2 separate regions of the Homo sapiens genome follow, and region 2 is linked to region 1. A link is a contact called in ENCODE Hi-C or POLR2A ChIA-PET data. All regions are on one chromosome and are shown on one strand. Each heading gives the region's core, a stretch centred on a gene start or an enhancer-like site at or near the end of the contact. The rest is flanking DNA. Distances are from core to core; before and after follow the strand shown. Region 1 holds the start of LINC02735 (long intergenic non-protein coding RNA 2735). Region 2 has its middle 36 kb from the start of LINC02735.

Region 1 (6,740 bases), core at 512-3,011:
AATCATACAGTGTTTTTCTGTATCTGACTTATTTTACTTAATGTATAACCATGTTGCCACAAATGGCAGAATTTCTCTCTTTCTTAAGGCTGACTAATATTCTGTTGTACGTATATACCACATTTTCTTTATCTACTCATCTGTCAATGGATAAAGAACAATGGATATTTCGCATTTATAATTTTGATAGATATTACACAATTGCATTCCTTAGAAGTTGAAACATACTGCACATTCATTATAGCAATGTGAGAGAGTGCCTGTTTCTCTACAGTTTCCCCAGAAGCTGGTGTATTATTAAGCTTTTGAATTTTTACCAAATAGGTGAGAAATGCTATTTCTGTGTAGTCTTAATTTTCATTGTATGAGAGGGATGAGTATCTTTTCATAAGTTTAGGGCTGCAGTTACATTTCTTTTTCTGAGAACTTTCTGTTCTCTACTTTTCAGTTGGTTCTTTGGGCATTAACATTTCTATAAATATAAGACTAAAGTAATGGATAAAGTTACTAAAATAAAGAAGACTATTAAAATTTATTTCATGTGGCATTGTTGAAGCATTTTTATTTAATTTTATTTATTTATTTTACTTTAAATTCTGGGACACATGTTTTATCTGGGATACATGTTTTAATACATGAAAAAATACTGGCATTATTATTCTTTCCTTTTTTTATACTGTCAATATACCCTCACTAAGTTCTTATTGTTCTCTCTTGGCATCATGGGGGTTTTCCTAAATGGTGAAACAAGTCCAGCTTAAAATGAAGACTTCAGCATTGTCCTAAAGAAGATGAGTCACTTTTTACCTGCTTTAACCCAGAAGCTCATCTGTCTTGGGGATATTTGTGTGCCAAAGCACTTTCATCTACTGTAGATATATGCTGTCTGTGTTGATCATTTATTTTGGTTTCTAACCTCCTCTGCAATGGGCCACTTTGGCTTTTCAGTTCAGGAAAAACATAAAAACAAAAATATCTGATAAATCAGGAAAGTCAGTCAATGTTCTTTGTTTGATTATATGAAGCAGGGAAAACAGCCCTTAAAATTCTCTTACCAACTCAGTGGTAAACTTCTACTCAATAGTAAACTTGGATTAGACAAGCTCACTAGAACATTTTACTATGTGTAATTTAAGAATGTGTATTGCCAAGTTTCTGACTTTGTCCTGAAGTACATTTCTACTAAGAACCATTTGTTTTCCTGTGCTAATCCTGGCATGAAAAGTAAATCACCTTTTCAGATTTCACTACTGTTGTATCTCTCACTTGACAAGTAGCTTTTTCAGCGTTGGCAATGCTCCTGAAATAGTTCTATTAAATTTTTCTCCTATTTCTGTGTAAGCAGCATTTGAATTTATTCAACTTGTAGATATAAGCTTTTACTAAATTTGATTTTCCATTTTTACATTACAGCAAATCTTTTGTTTTCAATCTGAGAACGATTACTTTTACTCTTTATTATTCTTTGCTTCCATCTCCAATACCAGAAGTTGGCTTTCTTTTCAAGGCCATTTAAAAAATCACCCCCCCCCACCCAAAAAGAGAAAAAGAGAGGTTCATAAGAGAGGTTATGTGAGTTATCATATTCACACTGAATATAAAACAACAAAGCCTCATACTTACGGGCAAATGGTTAGGCTCACTCATCAGCTCAGTGATTCCCCCTTGTATAGAATGTAAGATAAAAATTTATGATACAAGAAAATTAAAGATGCCTGCAGAGGAAGTCTGGCAAGATTGCCTCCAGGTCCTTAGTATACTAAGGGAGTATGTGTCTAAAGACCCTAAACCTTAAAATATGATGTGCTCATCCTCACAAACTGCCAAATGACAACGGGCCTTTTATTCCTATAAACTTCCATTATCCTGCTACTGATGTAAAGATGAATTTCATGTTAATCATTAATGTCTCTATTTGTGTCAGGAGCCTCCCTGTCTAGACATTTTTTAGCTGGAGGGATAGCGGCTGCAAATTAGCCATGCAGTCACGCAGCACAGAAGTTCCGTTAGCGTAATGAACCTCTTGGGACTGGGATTGAGAACTGCAGGGACAGCAGCATCTCTGTGTGTCCCCTGCTGCCACTCGCCATTTTGGTAGAGTCAATACGATGCCTTTTTAATCACAATTTTGTTTCAACACATTTTGATCTGTTAATGGGCATTCATATGTCTTTGGTGAATATCTTGCTTTTTAAAAACATTTTCAAAGGAAGAAACTGTTTTTTACATTTACCAAAAGCCTATTAAGTGCAAATTCAAAGTGCCTATTTTCCACCTGTCCTCTGTTATTTTCTAGCACTCGCAACTTACAGGAGCCACTCACTTTTCTACTTTAGAAAAATTTTTCTTCTCATTTCTGCCCATACCTTCCCTGATCTCTCTTGTCTTTTGGTATTTCTCCCCTCCATCTGATGAGCTGCTCAGTTGTCATACATTTTCTGGTTTCAGCTCCCCGGAGAGGGCGGTTTATTTTCCACTCCGATTTTCTTGCAAGGGTCTGTTCATCCCACTTCTGACCTTTCTTTTTTGGAGACAGAAAAAGGAGGCATAGCATTAAATTGACCACGGCTAAATGTTTTGCCTGGACTGGGGAGCTGAGAAGAGAAGGCTGTAAATCTAGATATGAGGACTGTTTTTGTTCATCACACTCTTGCCATGATCAATCTTTGTGTATTCTTGTGGAGTGACATCCATGCCTAGTTTGCTTCTGTAGCCTTTTATTGAATTGCGAGCTTATCCCTGATGATTCTGGAATTGCTGGGCAGAGTCTGGCTGAAAACATTATCGTCCCTGCAAAAACCCTGGGCTGCGAAATAGTTTTGTTTAAGAGTAGATTTGTTAGAATTAGGCTTCCCTCTCCATGACCAGATTCTTTGCTATGAGCAGGAAATGAAATAAAGAGGAAAGCAGCCCTAGATATTTATCTCTAACTCCACTGTATTGGGATTTAGTCCATGTTTTCTGGGCTTCCCGATCAGAGGGTGAATGTAAATCACTGCGTAACTCTGACCATTCCTTTCTGTGCTGTGTGGGAGGAAACCTGGGGCATGCGGTCTCCAACATGCACTCAGGCTGGCTGTGGTGGGGATGGCATTCACTCATTAACACTTGCAAGGCCCTCCTTGAGGTTTGCTTCTCAGTTCTGCATCCTGTTGTACATGAGATTCACCTTCTGTGTTCCCAAGTCATGTTTACATTCAAGTAGCATTTGGCTCCTTGGCATAGGGATAATTCCCACCCTTATTTAATGAGTCCTGACTATATTGCTGAATCAAAAACTCAGCTTACTTGCTTATGAACTTCCAAGCATTATTGTTTTTGTGGTGGGAAAAAAGACGTGCTGGAGTGCTATAGTGGTTTTTCAAGTCAGGACCTGAATTGTTAAACTGTCATCCAAATCCTAGTTGTAGTCCACCCTGATATACATTGTTTCTAGGACAGTGAGTCAAGCTTTTAGAGAAGCAGCAATTTTAATGGATTCAAGTCCATCAACAGCCCTCAGGAGAAGGCTTGCAAAATATCCCCGAGATATCTCTGGATATGTGTGTCTTTGTGCTGCCTGCTCTGTGTTCCTCCCTTGACTCAAAGTCCTTTCCATTTCTACTGCTGGAGAGTTTACCATGCAAATCCTGCAATCTGGGTAGAAAGCAATTTATGCAAGTAGGCTCCAAAGCTTGGTATGAGGCCAATGCCACACGAGCAGGCGAGGCTCAGAGTGTCCAGTCTTAACCATTGCAAAAGATCAAAAGTGTGTCTGGAAGTGGTGGGTTCTTGGTCTCACTGACTTCAAGTATGAAGCTGCGGACCCTTGCGGCGAGTGTTACAGTTCTTAAAGATGGTGTGTCCAGAGTTTCTTCCTTCTGGTGGGTTCGTGGTCTCACTGGCTTCAGGAGTGAAGCTGCAGACCTTTGCGGTGAGTGTTACAGCTCTTAAAGGCGCGTTTCGGGAGTTGTTCGTCCCTCCTGGTGGGTTCGTGGTCTCGCTGGCTTCACAAGTGAAGCTGCAGACCTTCCCGGTGAGTGTTACAGCTCATAAAGGTGGCGTGGACCCTAAGAGTGAGCAGCAGCAAATTTATTGCAAAGAGCAAAAGAACAAATCTTCCACAGTGGGGAAGGGGACCCAGCGGCAGTGGGTTGCCACTGCTGGCTCTGGCAGCCTGCTTTTACTCCCTTATCTGGCCCCACCCACATCCTGCTGATTGGTCCATTTTACAGAGAGCTGATTGGTCCATTTTGGCAGGGCACTGATTGGTGCATTTACAATCCCTGAGCTAGACACAAAAGTTCTCCAAGTCCCCACTAGATTAGCTAGACACAGAGCACTGATTGGTGCATTTACAAACCTTGAGCTAGACACAGGGTGCTGATTGGTGTGTTTATAAATCTTGAGCTGCACACAGAGTGCTGATTGGTGTATTTACAATCCCTCAGCTAGACATAAAGGTTCTCCAAGTCCCCACTAGATTAGCCAGACACAGAACATTGATTGGTGCATTTACAAACCTTGAGCTAGACACAGAGTGCTGATTGATGCATTCACAATCCCCTAGTCTTACATAAAGGTTCTCCAAGTCCCCACTAGACTCAGGAGCCCAGCTGGCTTTACCTAGTGGATCCCACAGGGGGCTGCAGGTGGAGCTGCCTGCCAGTCCAGCGCCATGTGCCAGCACTAGTCAGCCCTTGGGCAGTCATGGGAGTGGGTGCCTTAGAGCAGGGGGCGGTGCTCATCGGGGAGGCTCGGCCCGGCAGGAGCCCACTGCAGGGGAGGCTCTGGCCTGGCGGGCTGCAGGTCCCGAGCCCTGCCCTGCAAGGAGGCAGCTGAGGCCCAGCAAGAATTGGAGCACAGTGCTGGCAGGCTGGCATTGCTGGGGGACCCAGAGCACCCTCCGCAGCTGCTGGCCCAGGTGCTAAGCCCCTCACTGCCGGGGGCTGGCGGAGATGGCTGGCTTCTCCAAGTGCGGGGCCGCCAAGCCCACGCCCACCCAGAACTCGTGCTGGCCCACGATTGCTGCACGCAGCCTGGGTTCCCGCCCGCGCCTCTCCCTCCACACCTCCCCCTCCACACCTCCCCTTAAGCAGAGGGAGCTGGCTCTGGCCTCGGCCAGCCCAGAGAGGGGCCCCCACAGCGCAGTGGCGGGCTGAAGGGCTCCTAGAGCATGGCCAGAGCAGACACCGAGGCTGAGGAGGCGCTGAGAGCGAGTGAGGGCTGTGAGGGCTGCCAGCATGCTGTCACCTCTCAAAAGGTTTCATCTGTAGCAGGGACAGAAACAGTTACATCCCGTTTGCACCTGGGAGCAGCACAGTTATTGAGGCTGGAGAGAGAACTCACTAACTCCAGCAACAGACATAAGAGTAGTCAGCCATGAGTTGGGTATTGGTGATTCTCACAACTAACTCTGGCTCCAGGAGAAAGAGCAGGAATCAGTCTCAATTGAAGCTGGAGTTCAAGAAGATTTCAGACACATTCTGAGTCCCGATAAAGGCTGAAAGGGAAATATTTGAATGCGGGGGAAGGTAGGGATGAAGAGTGGAAATGGAGCCAAATATACTGTTTCTGTCTTTGTTTTAACTGTTTAATTCTTAATTGTCTTCTTCTGGTTTGAGGAAGCGCTGTTATATACATAAATACAAGATTAATCTTAGCTGGTCTACTGCAATCCTATGTTTATTTCCAGGGATGCTTGGAGCCATTGTTGTCTGGAGGGAGGACTGACTTATTTCCAGAGATTCCTGGAGACACTGCTGGAACCTTAGCCAAATCAGAATAAGCTCAACTAACTGGTGACAAATATTCCTGTGCTAGGACCTGAGACAGGCCAAGTGAGAGATCTGTAGTAGTTTATTAGCTTTGTTCATTAAAAAAACAACAAAAAATTCCAGATTGGTGTTTTTTACCTAGTTTCTACTATGTTCTCTTTGTTTCTTCTGTTCGCTTTTGTCATGCAGCCCAGTTTTGGTTATGAGACCAGACAGATATGAAAGACCACTCCTTGGACAAGACTGTGATTCTCCAGAGCTCAAGTTTTCTTGTATATATCTTAGTAGTTCATGATTCAGATTAAAATCGCATCCTAATCAATTGAGAAATGATCCTGGAAGCTGGGTCTGAAGGTCTTGGACTTTTCTGAGGTTTTCTGTGCTTTCCCCCCACCTACTTTAGAGTATCCTTTACTTTATTAAGACTGTACTCTGTGGAGTCTCATGAGTCGTTTCAGTTGTTCAGCCCTGTGTATTGATGCATCATGTTAGTTTTGTGTTCACTCTGGAATGTGATACAGTAAAAGGTCTATATATTTTTTTCAACTCATCTAAATTGTCTTAGGTCTAGCTGGACTTGATCAAATGGCAATTGAGAAAGTCAGGCTTTAAGTAAGCCAGATATCTGGCTTTTGATTCTCCTCTTTCTCACTGTCTTCTCCTCATTCCCCTTAGATATAGAATACCCTCATAATTTTTCTAATATCCTCCCATCAATGCCTTCTGTGGATTGCTCTAAGAGACTTCCCTAATTCTTTTCTACCCCATTTTCATTAAATAAAATTAGTTTCCAGCCCTCTGCAGCTACAAGACTGTGTTTTTACAAAACTGCTATGACGCATCACATCCTATTAAATCATTCTCTCACCTGATAGACTGTGAAATCTGTGAAAACAGAAGTCCCGTCTTACTCATTTCTAATTCTTAGCCCTGTCTTATAAGAGCAGGAACTCTTTAAATGCATTATCAAAGAAGTCAATGAAT
Region 2 (7,202 bases), core at 1,849-4,348, 37 kb before region 1:
AATGGGAATTTTATAAATCCAACATATGCACACCGAGTATTTGTAGGTCCTAGGCGTAAATTCCTGACAGCTCCAGAGTTCCGGTATAAGTGAGGTTTTGGGGCAAGAATCTGGTTGGAAGTTTGGTGAGGGCAGGTCAGGGGCTTGTCCAGAGGAGTTGCCTGGCACTTTAAGTAAATTTAAGAGAATGTCATTTTGCCATATCATGATGATACGGTTTGAATGTTTGCCCCCTCCAAGATTCATGTTGAAATTTAATTGCCATAGTAACAGTATTTAGAGGTGGGACCTTTAAGAGGTGATTAGGCTATGAGGGCTCCATCTCATGGGTGGGATTGGTCCCTTTATAAAAGGGCAAGTTCAGTCCCCTCAAGCCCTCTCTGTCATCCTATTGCCTTCTGCCCTGTAATGACATGGGAAGAAGTCTCTCACCAGATGCTGGCACTGTGATATTGGATTTTTCAGCCTCCAGAACTGCGAGCCAATATATTTCTGTTCATTGTAAGTTACGCAGTCTCAGGTATTTGCGTGCAAACTGTTTGGAAGACTCAGAAAGTATTTGTAATGAGAGCTTTCCTAGCAAAAGCCCTCTGTATGCTTGGCAACTTTAAAATGTTCCTTTTCAGATTGGATGCAGTCGGAATATGGGGATATGTTAGCTATGTTCAATTTTTTCCCAAAGTCAGAAACAAATGTCCTAGCATCACAGAGAACTGACCCCTTCTCAGTAACCACTCCCCACCCCCTTCCCCTGGCTCCCTCATATTTTAATGCTTCCTGGTGGAAAATTTGGTAAATTCCTTGCCTCAGATGTAATGCTGAAGATTACAACAATTACAAAAAGAAGTGTTTAAACCAAAGTTCTTTTAAGGATAAGATTCTGAGGTGTGAATCCCACACTGAACTATTTGAAAAGCAGGCATCTTTTGCTGGTTGAAGGTGAATGATTCATTCATTCATTTATGAATCCATCCACCAAACCCATATGGAGTGGCTTCCATGGGCCAGCATTGTGCCTCTAGGACTTTTCACCATCTTTAAGACAACTGGGCCATTTTCACATCGTCTCTCAACAGGGCAGCAGAATAGGGATTACTGTGACTCAAATATGTGTATTCAATTACTTAAGATACTCAAGGCAGTATCCCTTGGCCAAAGCAGTTTGACCTTCAAAATCCCAGTATCCCTATTTCTCAGCCTGAAACTGGTCAGAGGTATTATATAAGTTTTTCCTGCTGCCAAAAACCATCTTGTCTTCATGTAATTTATTGAAGTTTTCACAAGAACTTATTATTTTCTGATGGCTACACTAGATAATCTGGAGATGTGAGATGAACAAAACTTTCTTTTCTCTGTATGAGGAGCTGCTGAAATGAAACAAAACAAATAAAGAAAACACACTGCCCAACTCCCTCCATTCCTAAGCATGTGGTTTCTTTGTAGAGAGCTAGATTTCCAGGATTCAAAATCCAGGATCGCTTCTTCTAGTGCTGTGAACTGGGACAAGTGCCTTAATCTTCCTGTGCCTCAGTTTCACATTTCTAAAATAGAGAGGAAGCTAATTATACTAATGCCTAATAGACTTTCCATTGTAGAGATTAAATATCTTAATTCATGTATCGTGCTTAAGATAATACCTAGATGTCCCCGAAGTAAATATTAGCTACTGATATCATTTATTTATCTCCGAGTCAGCATATTACTCAACCTCAGCAATGTTCAGTGAGCACATGCAATCGCCAGGCACTGAACTCTGAACTGAATAATTCAGTGTTCCTAAAGGAAGTGGGAATACAGTCAGTTAATGGGCAAGAAAAAGAGACAAACATGTATTAGTTCAATAAAAGCAGTGGGAGAAAGAACATCAAAGCATTCATCACAGACTGAAGAAGCACGTTGATCTTTCCTTCTCCCACGGACAAGGGCTTGATTTTTGGAATCACAGTTGTCCCACTTTGAATCTCTCTTCTTCAGGATCCTTCACGCCTTTTAAATTAAGAAATGAACATTCTCCAGCTCCACAATGTCATAAATCAACCAAAAGATCAAGTTTATGGACAGTTCTATAGTAACACCCTCAAAACCAAAGCATTGCTCTTTATGGTAAAAAAATGGAAATCATTAAAAAGAATTCTACAACAGGCTTGGATGCCAGCCTATGCCACTTTGAGGTTCTGAGGATTCAGACTCTGTAACCAACAGAGAAAGAAGATCGTTTTTGAAGATAGCAAAGAGAGCAAAAAAGTGCCAGTGTTAGCATAAAAACTGTTCATGTCTCTTTTATGCTACTTCTTTCTAAAAAGCTGTGCATCTTTATATGAGGCACTTACCCTCTCTGAACTTCAGTTTCTTTCTCTGTTCAATTAGATATGATACCTATTCTGCTTATCTTAAAGGGCCGTTGTGAGGCTCAAAAGAGACAATGAAAGTACAAGTATGGTTTTAATGCAGAAATCTGTTATTAGGTTAGTAATAGTGTTAATGCCATTAAAAGTAATGGCAAAAACAGCAATTACTTTGGTACCAAGTTAATATTATTATGATAATTGTGATTTTATAATGAGTACAAGATTTTCTATGTTCTCCATAGGAGCTATTCCAGCTGGATCCATTGTGTCACACAGAGAAAAACATAACCTTTCTTCTTAGCTACAGAACCATATAGAATGTTGGACTGAACATAAAGGGATTCTTCTGTTGGCTCACTACTTACCTATCTGTTTATAATGTGCTTTGAGATCCTTGAGATCTACTTTATTATAAGTGCATGTGAGTGCAGCTATTTTTATCATGGGCTGATTTGCTCATTATGATCAGGGCCGATCTGCTCCCCAGATGGGTTCATTTAACTTGAGGCACACCCTGGCTCTGTGTGTATGAACACTGTGTAAACTGCACTCCCATTTTTCCCAGGGCAACTGTTCTGAAGTGCTGCTTTATAATTTCAACAAAGTTTGTTTGAAAAACACTCAAATTAGCTACTGGTGCCTTGGCTTAAAAGAGTCTCATTGTCTCAAAGCAGACATTCAGGAAGGACTGCTTTAGCTGTGCTGACAGCCTGCTATTGGCTAGCCCTGATCCTGCCATGGGCAGGATTCAAGTGGGGCAGTGTGGCCTTGTTTTCACACAAACTCAAAGCAATCATTTACTTCTGTGGTCTCAGCTGCTGCCTTATCTCATGGGGGAAGAGGAGAAACAGAGGCCTGTTCTCAGGAACACCCAAAACGGTGCTCAACTAGTCAAGTAAGAGACAGGGAGTGGTGGAGGAAAGAGCAGGGGATTAAATTCCAACATCCAGGAGGGCAGGGATTTTTGCCTGTTTTGTTCATCACTGTAGAGTCTGGCATAAAATTAGGTCCTTGCTAAATATTTGCTAAGTAAATGAATAATGCACGAATGAATATCTCGGGGAATGGGACATCGTTTTAGGTTTGCCAATGACCTTTAGCTGGTCTCTTAGGTACACTATTGGTAGAAAGAAATTGAAGAGAAGAGACACTCGTGATGCATTTGCCATGCATCCCTCATGTTTACATACCTCTTAATTTTACTTAATTCTCACAATAGTAGTGTGTGATAAGTGTTAATGCCATTTCTCTCAAAGGAGAAATCAGGTTCAAAGAGAGGAAATCTCATGCAAGGAGTTAGATAGCTTAAAAGGTGTGGAAATGAAGATGGCTTCTTCAAATTTTTCCCTAAATACTCTCTAATATTTAAGGAAAATAAATGTAAGCTCTAGGGTTCAAGCTTCAAGTGGCTTCAAGTGACTGGTTGATGCAGTTTTATTTTAAAACTTCATGGCTATTTTGCTTCCTGCTCAGTAATATCCAGTTTAGCCTCACTTCAATTTTGGGAAATGCCGTAAGTTTATCCTATAGTTTCATGAGGTCCTTGGCCCATGGTCCCTCAGTCTTTTAAGAACAAAGTAATTTGGTTTAATTTTCCTCAGCATTTTATTTTTTAAAATTTCAAACCTAAAGTGCAAGAATAGGGAAGTGAATACTTATCTTTCTATCATCTGGATTCATGAGTTTTCAGAATTTTACCATGTTTGCTTTATTTATTTCACGTTGCATGTGCTATCAGTCAATCAATCATTTATCTCTGTCATTATTCATTTCTGTCCATTCATCCTTTGCTCTCTATCCATCCATCTATATTCATTCAGTTCAACTATCCATCCATTTTTTTTTCTGATTCATTTGAGAGTTCGTTACTGACATTGTGACACCTCACCCCTAAGCACCGTAGAGTGTATTATTTTTTACTGATAATTAATATCCATGATATTCATTGCATGGATATCTAGGACATGTATCTTCAGGGTAAGTTTCTAATGTGAAATTGCTGAGTCAAAAGGTGAAAATGTAGGCAGTTTTGTTCTATGGCCCTCCATAGGGGTTGTATAATCTTATACTGTCAGTAGCAATGTATGAGTTTCCTGTGATGAGGCTTTGAGCTTCCCGTGAAGCAGAGCCCAGTCTTGCCATATTGAAGCTGGGTATATATTGTGTTGTATGGTATCTTTGGGGGCACAGGGATGCTTGCCACTTGGCACTGTGGCCTTGGATGCTTTGGGGAAGTTTGCCATGCTGAATCAGCAGTCCTGGAAGAGACTGCTGGAAGTAGCAGCACATATGGTTGAAGATTGCCACTTAAAAATAATTTTGTTAAAGCCAGTGATAAAATCATCTTTTCTACCAGCGTAGACTGCTCCCATCACCCTGTCCTTGGAATACCACTGCCCGTGTTACACCATGTCCTGGCTGGGTCCCTGCCAGATCCCAGAAAAAACCTGCCTAGCCTCAGACTTCTTCTATGTGCTCAGAAATCAAGTCTTGAATTCTTCCAGGGACCAGATGGTCTCCAAGAACTTTAAATGTGTCTGTGTATTCAGGGATTTCTTGTAGTCTTAATCTGTTCTGAGTACGCTGAAAAAGAAATAAAGTTACTGGCTGGGCGCGGCGGCTTGCGCCTATAATCCCGGCACTTTGGCAGGCCTGGGCAGGCCAATCACGAGGTCAGGAGATAGACCATCCTGGCCAGCATGGTGAAACCCCTTCTCTACTGAAAATACAAAAATTAGCTGGGCGTGGTGGCATGCACCCGTAGTCCCAGCTACTCAGGAGGCTAAGGCAGGAGAATTGCTTGAACCCGGGAGGCGGAGGTTGCAGTGAGCTGAGATCGTGCCACTGCACTCCAGCCTGGTGACAGAGCAAGACTCCATCTCAAAAAAAAAAAAAAAAAAAAAAAAAAAAAAAGAAAAGAAAAGAAAAGAAAGAGATAAAGTTACTTTAGGCCAGTAAATGTCCATGTAGGTTCAGTCTATGAAAACGAGCCCAATTTCAGTGTGCAATCCACCTTTCTTTTTTCTTACGGCACCTTATTTGGCATTGGTATGTATAGTAAATAAAGAAAAAAACCAATGTCAGAGTTTGAAGAGCCACCTAGTTTTACATCTCGCTTTACAAGAGACAACTGGTGATCAGAGAAGGTAAGTGACTAGCCCGAACTAAGACGGCAAGTGAGTGGGAAAAGGGGGTACCATGTGTCTTTTCTTATGGGGTTGTTATGAGTAGTAAGAAAATGCATTTAGCTTAATGCCTGGCACAATGAAAGAACTACTGAATGCTAACTGGTAAAAAAATAGCCTTGTGTAGCAGAACGATCAACAGTGATAAGGATGACCACAGAATGAAGATGAGGCATCTTCTATTATTTCTTTTCTTCTGGTACCCTGAGATCCTTAAACAATAAAAGGGCAGTGGTTAATACCAAAAATACTTGATTTGAGAACTTCTTGCCAACATTTGGAGTCTGGAACTGGATTTAATATGATTTAGAAAAAATAGAGAATCTATTCCCTTATGGCTGATGGTAGAAGGTAAAATTTTCAAGGAATTTAGAATAAACGGATGTGGGAACAGCGAAGGAATTTGGAAGAAGCTGGATCAAGAAAGAATAAGGGCGCTTTAGAGAGTTGATGCTGTCGAGTTCAGAAAATACATGAAAATAGCCTGAACTACTTTAAAAACTGGTCTTTAGTTGTACTGTTTTGCTTTCTGCTTTGAGACTGGACCACATCGTCATTGTCACTTTATTTTTAAACTAGCTTTATTGAGGTATTATTTATATTGAGGTATAACTGTGTAACAATTCCACAAATGCTAAACTGCATGTATGTAAGGTGCAAAATTTGACATGTGTATATACCCGTGAAGCCATTAGCACACAAGACAGTGATTATCTCATTGCCTCCTAAAGTCCTCTCATCCCCCTGTTATCACACTCTCACCCCTCCTCCTCACCTTCTCCCCATTGCTAGGCAACCACTGCTCTGCTTTCTGTCATTTTTTTTTCTAGAATGTTATATAAATGGAATCATATACTATGCATTTTTCCTTTTTGGTCTGGTTTCTTTCCCTCAACATAATCATTTTGAGATTTATCCATGTTGCAGCATGGACATTAAGAAACATCCTGACTTTTTAAGTGCCACAATTAGACATATTTTTAAAAAGTCCACCAGACAATGTATGGAGGATAAATCAGTATGGAAAACTGAAGACCAGGAGATTAGCTAGTGAATTTCCCTGGGAAGAGATTACAGGAGGAAAAGGATGAAGAGGGTGCCAATTTTATACTTTCATTAGGTATAACTCTCACACTAATTATTTTTCTGGAAGGATGATTTTCAACAGGTCACACACTTACTAAAATTCTTTAATGGATATTTCATTGCTTATAGGATAATTTCTAAAACCACTAGCCTGATAATTACAGTGTTGTCCCCAGCCCATCACTTCCTGCTTCCCAACACAAAGTCTCTCCTTCAGTAAAAGCATCTTACCAAATACCTTACATTTATACCTCTATAAATTCCAGGTTTCTTTGGTCCTTATGCTTACTCTCTCTTTTGTTCCAAGGTCCAGCTCGGATTGCCCCTTCTCTGAGTAGCCTTTCCCAGTCATCAGGCTGGAAGTGACCTGTTTCTCCCCTGATTCAATAACTCATGCTATGTCTTTGAAAGATGTGTTTATATCAATAATGACCATGTGAGTTGAAAGACAGTAACATAGATCAAATGGATTTAAGAGAAAATGGAATTTACTGTCTGAAAAAATGAAAATAAAAAAAGGTATTTATTGGCTCACAAAACAGAAAAGTTCAGGGTTACATATGTCTTCAAGCATGGCTGGTTC

What was found. A loop is a pair of places that touch in the nucleus more often than their neighbours do. ChIA-PET counts read pairs that join two places held with the same protein, here RNA polymerase II (POLR2A). Pooled maps may share reads with other maps.
Region 2: a loop to region 1 is called in a map of Calu3, with 4 times the contacts of the local background. The contact joins the enhancer-like site here to the promoter of LINC02735 in region 1. A Hi-C loop is called at or near these places in 1 of 168 maps with a recorded cell type or tissue (Calu3) and 1 of 50 pooled maps. POLR2A ChIA-PET finds 5 or more read pairs at or near these places in 2 of 52 experiments (MCF 10A and activated CD4-positive, alpha-beta T cell).

The regions. Positions count from the first base shown.
Region 1 is chr11:56,843,499-56,850,238 of GRCh38, reverse strand. It overlaps LINC02735 (long intergenic non-protein coding RNA 2735), which reads right to left and starts at 1,761. Exons shown (of 3, transcript NR_110137.1): 1 at 1,624-1,761.
Region 2 is chr11:56,881,172-56,888,373 of GRCh38, reverse strand. No RefSeq gene overlaps it. Among named protein-coding and RNA genes, the nearest start is that of LINC02735, 36 kb to the right of the region's middle. Within about 2 kb of position 3,098, at least 8 of the 41 ENCODE cell types and tissues checked have a DNase peak (open chromatin) inside an H3K27ac peak, as active enhancers do.